Regions from separate parts of the Mus musculus genome. Here region 1 is linked to region 2. A link is a loop called in an ENCODE intact Hi-C map of the cell type or tissue named here. Cell type or tissue: gastrocnemius. All regions are shown on one strand. Links, peaks and the distances in the headings refer to the core of each region. The heading gives the core; the rest is flanking DNA.

Region 1 (7,886 bases), core at 2,416-6,415, 97 kb before region 2:
CACACAATCACCAGCAACATAAAATAACAGGAAGTAACAATCATTGTTTATTAACATACTTCAACATCAAGGGATTCAACTCCCTGTTAGAAGGCACAGGCTCTTAACAATGGATGCATAAACAGAAGGCATCTTTCTGTAATTTGTAAGAAATATATCTCAGCAGCAAAGATAGTCATTACCTTGGTATAAAGAGCTGAAAATAAATCCAAGCAAATGGAATCAGGAAACAAATTAGCCATTCTAATATCTAATATAATAGACTAGTTGAGAGGGAGAGAGACAGGGAGAGGGAGAGACAAGGAGAGAGAGATGGAGAGGGAGAGGGAGGGTGAGTGTGGAGAGGGCAAGGGAGGGTGAGTGGGGAGTGAGAGGGAGGGGAGGGCAAAGGGGAGCTAGAGGGAGGGAAGGGTGAGTGGGGGTGGGGTGGAGAGGGAGAGGGAGACAGAGAGAGAGAGAGAGAGAGACAGACAGACAGACAGACAGACAGGTCTCTCTCAAGCCCTAGTCTTTAGTTCTATGAAGTATTATAGTATATTTGCAAATGTTAGGTGACATTCCATCATGTTGTGAACACAGTTGCATCCAAGTCCATATTGGGATGATAGTAAAAATTAACTTTTTGGTTCATTATGAGAAAATAAATATGCTTCCCCAGTTATTTCACTCCACTGCAAAAATGTCTAATAGCTGTCCATGGCAAGTAGCTTCAAACATATTCAAAACTTAGAAGCTTTGACCATGTTTTGGACTCTCCCTTTCTTTTTACTTCCCACAAAGCATGCATAGGATTTCTTCTAGGTTTTAGAAAGCTACACCCAGCTTTATCCTCATTGTGCACATGATTCTTGCTGTTCAGAATACCTTTCCTTTGCTTGTGAAGATGTTTGAGCACTCTGAGTGTGCTACAGTCTTGTGGAAGTTGGTGTTGATTGTCCAGCTGATAAAATTCTGAATCACCTGAGAGATGAAGCTCTCAGCATTTTTCCAGGGCATCATCTTGATCATGTTATTTGATGTGTGGAGGTATGTGATGGTTTGATTAGGAATGATCCCCTTAGGCTCATATATTTGAATGCTTCGTTATTGGGGGGTGGAACTCTTTGAAAGGATTAGAAGATGCAGCCTTCTTCTAGTGAAGGTGGGCTTTGGGGTTTCACAAGCTCAATCCAGGGACAATGTGTCTCTTTCTCTCTTCCTGTATATCTAGATGTAGAAATCTCAACTACTTCTCTAGGACCATGTCTACTTGTGTGCTATCAAGAAGACAATGGACTAAACTTCTAAAACTCTAAGCAAGACTCAGTGAAATGTTTTCCTTTATCAGAGATATCATGGCCATGATATCTCTTCAGAGTAACAGAACATTTGCTATGACAAATTTCATCTTAATTATGGGCTGGACCATTTCCTGAGCTGGGCATTTTGGGCTGTATAAAATATAGAAAGTGAGCTGAACACTAGCACACATTCATCTCTATGCTTCTTTATTGTAGATGTGATATGGGAAACTACTGTATGCTATTGTTGTCTTTCTTTCTTACTATGATGGATGGTAACCTATAACTATAAGCCAAAATAAGCCCTTTTTCCTTAAGCTGCCATTGTCAGAGTATCTTATTGTACGAAAGGAAACTAAGGCAAATCCATGCATTGCATTTCAGAGAGACCTATTTTGACCCCTTAATGAATATCTAACTCTAGTTCAAACATTTTCATAAAACCCTAACTGGTTGTATTTATTTCATAACATTGACATTTTAATTTTTTCTTGTTATTTTTTCATTATTAATTTGCTTAGCAATTGTACCAAAGGCCTTGCTCCTGGTTATCACTATAGTGTTTATAAGAAAGTATCATTTAAAAAGTATTGTGTTGCCACACCCACTCTAGTAGTGACTGCGGGACAGGCCCAAAAGCTTTGATGAAATCCCAAGGTGAATAGTTCACTGAAACTTAGTCTCCTTGAACCATGGCATCTTCTAAAACGAATGCTCCAAACTTGTTCTTGCATTGGTAAGTGAATGGAACTGTGTGCTTTATTTCAGTATTGTTTTATTATAGGTGCCTCCAAGCAAAGACTTACCAAATACCTAAGCAAAATTGAACTTTGCTTCCTGTGTTCACCAATGTACTAGGTGAGCTTGAGCCGACCCTGAGCTTGCAATTCAGTAAGAATGTTACCTATTCAGTAACATTCAGAATTGCTTCTATTATTGTAAGAGAGATAGTAAAAGAAATCAGGCATTACTATCTACTACATAGAGTTAGAAACGACAGGGCAAGCTTAGCAAAGTAAGTTTAGAATTCTTATTATAGTTATGTATGGCAGACTACATTGCTTATTAGTAGAAAGTTTGCCCCCCCCCCACCTCCACACAATCACTTAGAATAAAAGCCGAGTCACTCCCATAAACAGGAATTTACAATGGTTAGGAAGTAGATCAGGCTGTGGTTTGAGGAGGAACTAGAGTATTGCATTATTCATGAGAAGGTCAGCTAGAGCAGGACTCCCTAATTAGAACTATGGCTTGGGCATCAAAGCCCTTGCCCTGGGAGCATAACGACCTCACACCTAGCTTCTAAGAATATAGGTAACCTTAGATAAAGCTGACTTTGTCTCAGTTGTTTTATTGCCTAGTTCCTGCCAGTCTTTATGCTTGAATTCCTCTGTTTTGTGTAAGAGTCATTAAGCACCTGGTAACTTCATTGTACCTTGGCTGATATGTCACCTAATTTCCTTATTTTCTTCTGTATTAAAATTCTGATGCTTGCTTTGAGAAATTACATTAAGAAACAGCACTCTTTGTGTATCCCTGTCTGTTTGTCATCTGTGCCAACTCATTACTTGCCTGATTAATGAAACCCTGATTGTCCCATAGATTGAGGGACCAACTGAGTCCAGTCCATGGCATTGAGTGAATATCATAAGTAGGATAATAGCAAATTGCCTGAGGGCAGTGAAAGTATCACCAGAAGGATAAGTATGACATAGCACATTTTGTCATTACTGAATTATTATTATATATATGTGGGTTCATGTTTGTTTATTTGTGGACAAACATTTATAGGTGCATGTACATATATGCATGTGTGTGGAATTCAGATTTCAACACTTGTTGACATTCACCAGGAGCTATGCAAATTCCTAGGCAAATGGATGGACCTGGACGGCATCATCCTGAGTGAGGTAACCCAATCACAAAGGAACTCACACAATATATACTCACTGATAAATGGATATTAGCCCAGAAACTTAGGATACCCAAGATATAAGATACAATTTGCTAAACACATGAAACTCAAGAAGAACGAAGACCAAAGTGTGGACACTTTGCCCCTTCTTAGAACTGGGAACAAAACACCCATGGTAGGAGTTACAGAGACAAAATTTGGAGCTGTGACGAAAGGATGGACCATTTAGTGATCGCCATATCCAGGGATCCATCCCATAATCAGCTTCCAAACGCTGACACCATTGCATACACTAGCAAGATTTTGCTGAAAGGACCCAGATATAGCTGTCCCTTGTGAGACTATGCCGGGGCCTAGCAAACACAGAAGTGGATGATCACAGTCAGCTATTGGATGGGTCACAGGGCCCCCAATGGAGGAGCTAGAGAAAACACCCAAGGAACTAAAGGGAACTGCAACCCTATAGGTGGAACAACAATATGAATTAACCGGTACCCCGGAGCTCTTGTCTCTAGCTGCATATGTATCAAAAGATGTCCTAGTCGGCCATCACTGCAAAGAGAGGCCCATTGGACTTGCAAACTTTATATGCCCCAGTACAGGGGAACGCCAGGGCCAAAAAGGGGGAGTGGGTGAGTAGGGGAATGGGGGTGGGGTGGGTATGGGGGACTTTTGGGATAGCATTGGAAATGTAAATGAGGAAAATACCTAATTAAAAAAATATGTCTTTTATAGGAACCTGAGGCTTTCCTATTAGTCTGCAGTAAGCCACATAGATCTGCTTACCTCAGTACTGGATTGCAAACACAAATCAAGACATCTGTTTTTGATCTGGGTGTTGGATCCTGGTCATAATGTTTTCTCAGCAAGCAGCTAAGAAGGGGATAAGTCCCCTTCTTAGCCCTAGCATGACCTACTTTATTCTCAGACATTCTATGTTCCTTCTGCCCTATTTGTTCATATAGCCATTTTCATCTTACAATCAATATAATGCCTCTCACACAGTCTCTCTGTTTCCCCATTGTCTTCCTCATCTGAAGACTATAGCTTTGCAGTTAATCTATCTATAGTTTTCTCGAATCTCTGCTGTACAGTGATTCTTCCTCTCCATCTCAGCTCTATTGCTTGATTTTTGTGGTATCCATCCAGAGTGTGAGAGTTTCTGCCCATTAACTAGCAGTCAGAGATTCCTTCCAATCCAGGAGCATCATGAGAACAATGGCAGGCATTGAATTACACACACACACACACACACACACACACACACACACACTCACACAGACACAAACACACACACACACACACACACACACACACACACACACACACACAGAAGGGCATCTATCTCCTCCTGACCTTGAATACTAAATCTATATCCTATTTATCTTAATGGCTACACAATTATTCACGAAGACTCAGAAATGGCAAAAACCCATGATCTGCACTAACTTTAAAATATAATTGGTTGAACAAAAATATAATTATTCTCCAACAATTTTCAAAGGCACCCTTCAGATAATTTTCTGAACAGTATCTTCCTACAAAGCATATTGCCCTAATTCTTTCAGTTATTTAAATCCTACTCATTTTTCTAAATTATGCATTAGATTTTTGTTACTCTTATGTCCCAATATATTAAAAATATGTTCCTTTCAAAAGACTTCAGTGTAATTTAAGGGGGGAGAGGCGTGTGTGTGTGTTTTAATATAAGATTTAGAAGTTCCTTCACTACTTGGATCTGACATAGTAAAATACCAGGATAGCATACAGACAGAGATACAGTTATCATCAAGTACAGTTCAAGAAATGAGCAAGCACTTATATTCTGTGCATGGAGTGCAGAGTAGAAGAAAATGAAAGGCCTTCTTCAGCTGTAGAGATGGCTCAGTGGTTAAGAACTGTGGCTGTTTGTCCAAAGGATCCAGGTTTAATTCCCAGCACCAACACGGTAGCTCACAAATGTCTGTGATTCCTATTCTAAGGGATCTAACTACCTCACAAATGCAGACAAAACACCAATGTACATAAAATAAATAAATCATATTTAAAAGGCCTTCTTATATAACACGGGCAGCTTATTTCTAATCATAAGAAATTAAAAAGGAGAAAGAGGAGCAGAAGAAAAAGGAGGAGGAGGAGGAGGAGGAGGAGGAGGAGGAGGAGGAAGAGGAGGAACAGAAGGAGGAGGAGGAGGAGGAGGAGGAGGAGGAGGAGGAGGAGGAGGAGGAGGAGAAGGAGAAGGAGAAGGAGAAGGAGAAGGAGAAGGAGAAGGAGAAGGAGAAGGAGAAGGAGAAGGAGAAGGAGAAGGAGAAGGAGAAGGAGAAGGAGAAGGAGAAGGAGAAGGAGAAGGAGAAGGAGAAGGAGAAGGAGAAGGAGAAGGAGAAGGAGAAGGAGAAGGAGAAGGAGAAGGAGAAGAAGAAGAAGAAGAAGAAGAAGAAGAAGAAGAAGAAGAAGAAGAAGAAGAAGAAGAAGAAGAAGAAGAAGAAGAAGACAATGACAGAACACACACAAACACAGTAGGTGTGGAAGATAGGGAGAAATGTCCATACTTAACAGAGTAAAAACACATGTTAAGTGAAATTGCCTTCCAATTATATAAAAAAGCATTAATATACTTCATGGACATACTTTATTTCCATGCTATACATGCCTCTTATTGCATATTTAGTATCAAAAATCCAAAAGATTCAATAAATGGAGATAATTGAAAAAAGACTCTCTTGCCTTCTTATTTTAGATAAGGAATATATGAATGGTCTTGATAAAGACATTATCATACCACCAGCTTAGGTTCTTCATGTTTGACAACATAAGGCCAAAAAGATAGTTGTAAATCATTGTGAATGGTATTTCAATATTTTTCCTTCACTAATGGTTTTTGCTTCCCTTTGAAAGGTCTGAAAACTATATGTGCTTACATTTATCATTTAAAAATTGATGAGGGAAAATAGGGGTTCCTACTCTGAACCTATCAGCACTATGTGTGATTATTTTTTTTTCCAATTTTTATTAGGTATTTTCTTCATTTACATTTCAAATGCTATCCTGAAATTCCCCCAGACCCTCCTCTGTCCCTTACCCACCCACTCTCACTTCTTGGCACTCTTTATTTATTTATTTATTTATTTATATTAGGTATTTTCCTCGTTTATATTTCCAATGCTATCCCAAAAGTCCCCCATACCCACCCCCACAAGCCCCTACCCACCCACTCCCCCTTTTTGGCCCTGGCGTTCCCCTGTACTGGGGCATATAAAGTTTGCAAGTCCAATGGGTCTCTCTTTGCAGTGATGGCCGACTAGGACATCTTTTGATACATATGCAGCTAGAGACAAGAGCTCCGGGGTACTGGTTATTTCATATTGTTGTTCCACCTATAGGGCTGCAGTTCCCTTTAGCTCCTTGGGTACTTTCTCTAGCTCCTCCCTTGGGGGCCCTGTGACCCATCCAATAGCTGACTGTGATCATCCACTTCTGTGTTTTCTTTCAGTTTTGTTCCACAAATGTCTTAAAAAGATATAGTCACAGATGTTTACACATGTTCTAGCTTTTTATCAGTCAGCCATAACACATAAATACTTACTCTTATTACTACAGTGCTGATCATTATTAATCTGCTAAATAACATATAATTTAAATGTTTAAAATAAATAATAAAAATGTTATTAGAAAATATAGAGAGCATTTTTTCTTTCTTTTATTTTATATTTTTGTTATTCTTATGTCCCAATATATTTAAAAAAAATGTTCCTTTCAAAAGACTTCAGTGTAATTTGTGTGGGGGGGAGGGGCATGTGTGTGTGTGTGTGTGTGATATAAGTAAGTCAGTTAGTAGAGTCCTTGTCTATCACACACAGAGCCCTGAGATCAATCTTCAGCACCAAGAAAGCATAATGGCGGCACATTCCAATAGTCCCTGCAGTTGGGAGCTAGATACAGGAGAATCATGAGTTCAAGGTCACCATTGGCTCCATAGCAATTTTGAAGTTAGCCTACAGTACATGAGACTGTCTCAAAAATAACTATTATAAATATTTTAAATTCTGTACTGTGCAAAATCCTGCTAGCTACATTTTCCTCTGCTCTAATTTTTATGCATGTAATTATAAGTTGGCCTAATTAATTATCATGATTATAGTACTTGTAATTTCTTTTAAGGAAAAACAAAACAAAAACAAAGTATGAACACACAAGAACTTCTTATTCTCTTAAACATTTGATATTGTATAAACTAAAATCCTCCTTCTAATAGATAGGTCAAACATTCAATCATAACATTCTCCTTAGAAAAGAAATAGATATAATCCAAATTGGTCATGATATTCCTAAACTCAGAATCTATATCCCTGGGATTCTCTTGGGCTTATCCATATGTGTTGACCACAATTTCACCCTCTTAGCTATTCTTCCATGAAAACAAAGTATTTCAGTGTTGAACTATAATATATTGCTTTAAAGCTATTTAATAGCTACTAAATTAAATATTGGAATAATTTGGGGATGGTATCTGTGAAAGCCTATGAATCATTTACAACCACTCACAATGGCAGTGTGGCCAATGTAGATTATCAGTGAGAAGCTGCAGCCTACTTTCAGGCATGTATCAGTGTGAAGAATGTATACATAGTTTGCATAAGTTTTCTTCTAGGAAGGTTTACTTGGGATCTTTATTTACTTATTTTGTTTTACTT
Region 2 (7,886 bases), core at 1,425-5,424:
GTTCTCTTAGTGTCTGTATAACATCTGTCCAGGCTCTTCTGGCTTTCATAGTCTCTGGTGAAAAGTCTGGTGTAATTCTGATAGGCCTTCCTTTATATGTTACTTGACCTTTCTCCCTTACTGCTTTTAATATTCTATCTTTATTTAGTGCATTTGTTGTTCTGATTATTATGTGTCGGGAGGAATTTCTTTTCTGGTCCAGTCTATTTGGAGTTCTGTAGGCTTCTTGTATGATCATGGGCATCTCTTTTTTTATGTTTGGGAAGTTTTCTTCTATTATTTTGTTGAAGATATTAGCTGGCCCTTTAAGTTGAAAATCTTCATTCTCATCAATTCCTATTATCCGTAGGTTTGGTCTTCTCATTGTGTCCTGGATTACCTGGATGTTTTGAGTTAGGATCCTTTTGCATTTTGTATTTTCTTTGACTGTTGTGTCGATGTTCTCTATGGAATCTTCTGCACCTGAGATTCTCTCTTCCATTTCTTGTATTCTGTTGCTGATGCTCGCATCTATGGTTCCAGATCTCTTTCCTAGGGTTTCTATCTCCAGCGTTGCCTCGCTTTGGGTTTTCTTTATTGTGTCTACTTCCCCTTTTAGTTCTAGTATGGTTTTGTTCATTTCCATCACCTGTTTGGATGTGTTTTCCTGTTTTTCTTTAATGATTTCTACCTGTTTGGCTGTGTTTTCCTGCTTTTCTTTAAGGGCCTGTAACTCTTTAGCAGTGCTCTCCTGTAATTCTTTAAGTGACTTATGAAAGTCCTTCTTGATGTCCTCCATCATCATCATGAGAAATGTTTTTAAATCTGGGTCTAGATTTTCGGTTGTGTTGGGGTGCCCACGACTAGGTGGGGTGGGAGTGCTGCGTTCTGATGATGGTGAGTGGTCTTGATTTCTGTTAGTAGGATTCTTACGTTTGCCTTTCGCCATCTGGTAATCTCTGAAGCTAGCTGTTTTATTTGTCACTGTTAAGAGCTTGTTCTTCAGGTGACTCTGTTAGCCTCTATGAGCAGACCTGGAGGGTAGCACTCTCCTTAGTTTCACTGGGCAGAGTATTCTCTGCAGGCAAGCTCTCTTCTTGCAAGGCAGGTACCCAGATATCTGGTGTTCGAACCAGACTCCTGGCAGAAGTTGTGTTCCACTCACTAGAGGTCTTTGGATCACGTGTGGAATCCTGTGTGGGCCCTTGCGGGTGTCAGGCGACTCAGCTGGCAAGGTAGCCCGGGGCTCGAGTGGAGTGGAAGGGGTTTGTGCCCCAGATCAAGCCCGGGTAGCCTGCTTCCCTATGTACTGCAGTCTCAAGTTCCGCGCGATTGGATTGGGGCAGGCGCTGTGTTCCACTCACCAGAGGTCTCAGGGTCCCGTGGGGAGTCCCGTGTGGGCCCTTGCGGGTGTTGGGCAAGACTCTGCTGGCAAGGTAGCCCGGGGCTCGAGTCTCGAGTCGAGTGGAAGGGACTTGTGCCCCAGATCAGGCCCGGGTAGCCTGCTTCCCTATGTACCGCAGTCTCAAGTTCCGAGCGATTGGATTGGGGCAGGCGCTGTGTTCCACTCACCAGAGGTCTTAGGGTCCCGTGGGGAGTCCCGTGTGGGCCCTTGCGGGTGTTGGGCAAGACTCTGCTGGCAATCAGTTGATCAGTCTTAAAACCTAATCTGTGTAAGGCAAATGTTTTATCTCTTCAAATAGAAAATATCACTGAATATCAGTAAAATGTTACATTTTCCAATTCACACAGGTTTGAAATGTGCGTGCATAAAGTGAATATGGAATAGATTAATACTATCCCCAAAGATGTGTGATTTATAAATGTTTCTTTATTTGATTTAAATCTATTTCAGGCACATCATACCAAGAATGGTGCTCACTATCCGACAGGAAATAAGCATAGGATTAAAAGTCCTGTGAGATCTTCTGGGGAGCAACTCACTTATTCCAGCAAGAACTCATATTTTTTTCTAGTAAAATGTATCATGAAATGCATCATAAATGATAACAGTCTAATTATATAGAGCTCAGAAGTATTAAGAATGTGCAAGTCATGTAATGCAAATTAAATTTTATAGTTATCAGTACCATCCCCTTGCTAAAGATGGTTCCATTCAACACACTGGCTTGGGTAATTCTCGCAAACCCATCTACAGTATGTATTGCAGTGTCTTCTCAGGCCAGAAAGGGCATGTCTCTATTCCACAAGGGAACTTCAAGCAAAGATACCAGGAACCACAGGCAGGGTTCAATTCGCAGTAACTACAGCATTGTGATGATAATATACTGTGAGGACTGCAGAATAAGGAGGTGACTTCTAAATTGTGCAGACAGTTAAATCAGAAAGTTGTAAAGTTATAATACTTCTGATTCATCACAAGGCCCCTTTTTGGCTTGAAATACTGTATTTTACGTTTAGAGCTATTTTTTTATCTAGGAAAAGTCACATTTCTACTGCCATGAGTGGTCTTCATGAAGACTGTGGTTCCATTTCATATGTGGTTTTAAAGTATTTACTCTTCTGGAAAGACATTTTATTATTGCTGTCATGTGTGTGCACATACATATCAGCCTGGAGTTTGAATCCAAGTAGGAACAGGTTGAAGGTTTCCTGAAATTGCTTTTATTTATTTATTTTTTAATATTTTTTATTATTACATATTTTCCTCAATTACATTTAGAATGCTATCCCAAAAGTCCCCCATATCCTCCCCCCACTTCCCTACCCACCCATTCCCATTTTTTGACCCTGGCATTCCCCTGTACTGGGGCATATAAAGTTTGCCTGTCCAATGGGCCTCTCTTTCCAGTGATGGCCGACTAGGCCATCTTTTGATACATATGCAGCTAGAGTCAAGAGCTCCGAGGTAATGGTTAGTTCATAATGTTGTTGCACCTACAGGGTTGCAGATATCTTTAGCTCCTTGGATACTTTCTCTAGCTCCTCCATTGGGGGCCCTGTGCTCCATCCAATAGCTGACTGTGAGCATCTACTTATGTGTTTGCTAGGCCCTGGCCTAGTCTCACAAGAGACAGCTATATCAGGGTCCTTTCAGCAAAATGTTGCTAGTTTATGTCCGAGTCCCTTCCGGTTCACTGAAATTGCTTTTTAACTTCTCTTTTTGCGATTAAACTTTCACTAACTTCAAAGGTTACTATTTGTCTCTGATTGTTGGTCAGGTCGGTGGGGCTTGGCATCTTCCAGGCTCTCCCCTTCAATGTGAGGTTATAGAAACACACTGTCTGACTTAGCTTTTAAGAGAATATTACAGATTCTAACTCATGTCCTTATTCTTACAGCTCATGGAGCATCTCTCCAAGTCTGAGAATGTCATTTTTCTTACTGAAAACAAGATAGGACAAAACTTGCAGCTAAATTCTCAATCCATCACTGTTGGTGTTTGTATGTTTTAATATGGTGCTGTTTTAAAAATGTATTGAGCCCCGCGCCACCTCTGCCCCAGCCCACCCAGTGACCTTGGGCAAGTCCCAGGCGCCTAGGCCCGACTCCCCCAGGGCGCCTGGTCCCCGAGGCCCCTTCCTCACCTGGGACGAGGGTGGACATGCACTAGGCTTGGGCGCCACCTGCCTGGCTGCCCCTGGACCGCTGGATCAGGGCAGAAACACTCATGGGGTCCAGTGGTGCAAGCCAGGGGGCACCAATAAAGCAGAGGCGGGCGATGCGAGGGGAAAAAAATGTATCGAGGCCAGACAGTAAAACTTCCCAGCTTAGATCTTTAGATATGGTCTCTCATATCATATGGCCTGGGGCTTGCTGCCTTCCTCTCATCCCATGGCTATCTAGCCCTGGACTTAGGTGTGAATATCTTCTCTTTAAATGAAATTTTAATTTAGCGGTAAGTACAGTATACATAGACAGGTAAGATGAGGATGGCTTCTTATAGGCAGGACATATATTTGTCATGAAGACTGTCATTATAATATATAGATTCTGTCTCTATATCACATTTACAACTGCATCAGATGAAGCTATTCCATGAATTGCACTTGGATCTACAAGACTTGAGGACACTGGTGCTCTCCTTTTTTTACTCCAGCTTTTTTTCTAATTTATCTCTTCATTGAAGGACCCTTAGTGGCTCATGCAGACCTCTGGTATCTGACAACCACTGCATGCAGAAAGCTGGGCAAGTGCATTTCATCCCTGTGGTAAAGAGAAAGAATCATTTATGAAAACAAGTTTGGAGTCACATTTTCCTTAGGGAAATGCCAAATTATTCCTTTTCATCTCAAAATTACCATCCACTGTTCTGACTTGCCCTGGTGCTGTTTGTAGTTTGATGTTATCTTTGTTTCCTCAAGAGGGCCTGCCCCAGAAGAGGGATAGATCACTTACTCAGGTGATCTCACTGAACCTTCTTCCCATTCTGACTGGTCAAATAAACGCTAGAGCTGATGATTGGGCGGGGGAAGGAAGAGGTAGAGCAGGAGATCTCAAAGAGATGGAAGAGGAGGAGTTGGAAGGAAGATGGAGCAGAATCATATGGCCTGAAGAAGCCACAAGTAGTAAGGGGTCTTGTAGCTGGGGAATAAATTAGTATAATGATAAATCTGCCCAATATAGGCATATAGCTTATAAATATAATAACTGAGTTATATGATTAACTGAGTGAAGCATGATTGTCCTGGTTTTACAAAGAAATTAAACCTTTGAGTATTCAAGTGACTGCTCAAAGTCACAAAGCTGGAATTACTCCCAAATTTGTCCAAGATCATTAGTTATCTTTACATTTCTTGGGTACCATCTTAAAATACTTAATCCAGATGCTAGGCGAATCCTTTCAAATTATCTGCTTTCAATGTGAGGACAAGCTCAAAATGCTGAGAAAATAAAAGGTAATTTCTACACATTCATTCTTCAGGATTGTTACATTATCAGAGTACACCTAAACCACATTGGTTTTTGTTGCTACTGCTATTGTTTGCTTGTTTGTTTGCTGTTTTGTTTGTTTGCTTGTCCTTTTGTTTTGTTTTGTTTTGTTTTGTAACCAGGAGAAACTACAGGTTCAAGGGAAAGGCTTCCATTTCATACATTTATGGATTTTTTTCCCCAGAGATTGGAGAACCAACTAGGTTGGAGCACATATGACAGTATCTTCAGATATCACTAGAGCTGTGGCAGTGTGATAAGGAACCCCAAAGAGTCACTCTGGTGGGCTACAAACAGGACCAGTGAACTTGTAGTACCTCCCAGCTCTTAGCTTCTGGACTTTCCACAAGGCACATAGCATGGATCACCTTGGCGACATCCTGTGAGTCTCAAGTCAGCTGCAACCCACATCCTCCCCATCCTCACCAACTGTACCTGGGTATATTCTCTTTTCTATAATTGTGTCAAATTCTATGACTGATTGGAAATTCCAGTATATCCCCAGACTCCATTAATCAACCAACCAATTTACAGGACTACTTTATAGGTATGCTTAACCATATATTGGGGAACGAAGTTAAAGGTGTACAAAGCAATATGCGACTGAACTCAGGCTTCCACTCTTAGGACTGCTTCCTGGCTTAGTTTTGTGTCTCATTTTTCTCAGTTTTGCTCCTGTAACAGAGACATCAAGATGCAGAACAGCACTGTAAGAAAACCATGTCCAAGACAGGTTCAGGTCTATGTTGTAGAGCAGTTTCCTTTCAATAGAAGGATAGGGGAGGCTTCTCCAACATAAACATAGTGTCACAAATCTGAGAAAGTTGAAAGAAGTTTCATTAGGGCCATCCTCAATGTTCGTAACACACTAAATACTTGTTGGAGGGGGAAACTCTGCCCAGCAGATCTCCTGAGAGGAGATTCTCAGATGTGCTGAGCTGCCGGAAAGTGGTGCATAGAGTTGCAGGGTTGCTGTCTTCCTGAGTCATGAAATGCTGGAATGGACTTCCAGTGATGCAGCTTCATATGAGCCATCCTGCTGCTGAGTGTACCCTTCAACACACTCATGCAACTAACCCCAACATACTCATTGGCTCATTATGTTGAACTTTGGGAGAAAAGTCAGTTTGTTCTGCTCTTAGTTCCTATCTGGGGTGAGTAGAAATCATGAAACAATTTATAATACAGCTCCCGTCTTGGGTCTTTAGCTAGTTGTATTTGCTTTTTGAACCATGTGGAATTTTGTGTCTCAGACACTAAAGTGTGTCTTGTTCAGTAAGTCTTACTGGATTTACTGGAGCAAAAAGATTCCTTTGGATTCTAATAATCATCCTAGAAAACAAGGCTCTAGACTCTGTTGTTTACATTGTGTAAAGATTGTTCTTGTATTATTCAAATGCAGATTTCTCTGCTCTCATATCTGGTTGCCATCTGGGCACGGTATAGAAATGATTATTCTAAGAACATGCTATCTCAAGCTGGGCATGGTGGCACACGCCTTTGATCCCAGCACTGAGGAGGCAGAGGCAGGGGGATTTGTGGGTTCAAGGCCAGCCTGGTCTTCAAAGTGAGTTCCAGGACAGCCAGGGCTACACAGAGAAACCCTGTCTCAAAAAACCAAAAAAAAAAAAAAATGCTATCTCAAGTTTATATAAAAATTGCTTAAAATTTATTCTTTTGTGTGTTAATAAAATTAGATCAGTCAATAACTGAGTGGAGAAAAGAACTGCTTGAACATCCACAAGTGGGGAGAGAGGAGAAAGAGAGAGGGAGGGAGGGAGGGAGAGAGAGAGAGAGAGAGAGAGAGAGAGAGAGAGAGAGAGAGAGAGAGAGAGGTAAGATAAGAGACAGAAGAGGAAAGAGAAGAGAAAAGAGAAGAGAGAAGAGAAGAGGATTCACCAAAATGAGAAAGTTTTGGTGACACCTGGAGCAGAGAGATCCAAATCAATACAAAATTGCAAGTATCTCAGAGATTTTGACTGAGAAGTAGCCAGATTAGACTAGGGGATTAGAAAATATTAGTAAATGCTTAGATATTGTGCTTTAAAGCCTACTACAAAGATCTTGTAGTCTGTCTCATTTATTTAAGAGCTAACCAGGATAAAGAAAAAAAATGATCATTTACAATTTACACAAACACCCCAAGAACCTCTCCATTAGTCACTGAGGTGTTCAGGTCTCCATGCTGCCTAATACTAGCCTGACTTGACTCTTCAGAGTCAGGCCTCAGCTTGCCTCTTTAAGGCTATGTTTCAGCTCTGTACTACTGAACTGACCTCAACAAAATTGGAAGTTGAAAAAGCAAGACAATTTGAGAGTTCATCTCTTCACTTATGGGTGTGATGGAGGAGTTTTGATACTCCCACAGTTCATTCTTTTTGTATCTCAACATAGTTTTGAATGATCACTGAAATAGTCAGATTCAGAATGGATGATGGGGACATGCATCATTCTGGATGCCCAGGAGACATGAAAAAATTATAGGGCACTCTTTGTTTTTAGAGATTGTCTCAAATGTTTATATTATGTTTATTTACCTTTCATGTTGAGATCAAAATTTGGCTTTTGGAATGGGTTCTCTCTCATTATATGGGTTCTAGCCGTTGAATTCTGCTTCTCAGGGTTGGCAGCAAGCAACTTTACTTTCAGCATCCCACCAAACTTAATGGTTGTAAAATTTTTTATAATCATTCCTTCAAGAGATTTGATCACCCATAAAACTATGTACATATTTAAATTAACAGCAGATTATCTTACCTTACAATAGTCATCATTAACAAAGCCCTCAAAAGCTCCTTTATAAATCTACAATTGATTTAGATCGCAATTAGGCAAGCTCTGAATTTGACCAAAAGTAAAAACAAAAGTAAAACAATGCTGACTGAGGAAGCCCATATAATTCTGTGTTGGTTTTTGTGTCTAAGATGAATTATGAGTTTGAGTTGTATAGTGTTTCTTGGAATATTACTTCTGTACACTCATAGATATTTGCTTTTATTATGTGGCTTTGTCAA

What was found. A loop is a pair of places that touch in the nucleus more often than their neighbours do. Peaks named below come from ENCODE experiments on the same cell type or tissue, not always from the same donor. Only the 100,000 strongest peaks of a DNase experiment are listed, where the experiment ranks them.
Region 1: a loop joins it to region 2, with 5 times the contacts of the local background. A loop is called at or near these places in 12 of 42 quality-filtered maps.

What each region holds. Positions count from the first base shown.
Region 1 is chr1:102,214,411-102,222,296 of GRCm38, reverse strand. It overlaps the pseudogene Gm3116. Among named protein-coding and RNA genes, the nearest start is that of Gm24122, 110 kb to the right of the region's middle. In gastrocnemius, for the core only: no CTCF peak of the experiment used is centred there; no DNase peak of the experiment used is centred there.
Region 2 is chr1:102,116,624-102,124,509 of GRCm38, reverse strand. No RefSeq gene overlaps it. Among named protein-coding and RNA genes, the nearest start is that of Gm24122, 14 kb to the right of the region's middle. In gastrocnemius, for the core only: no CTCF peak of the experiment used is centred there; a DNase peak (open chromatin) is centred at 3,567.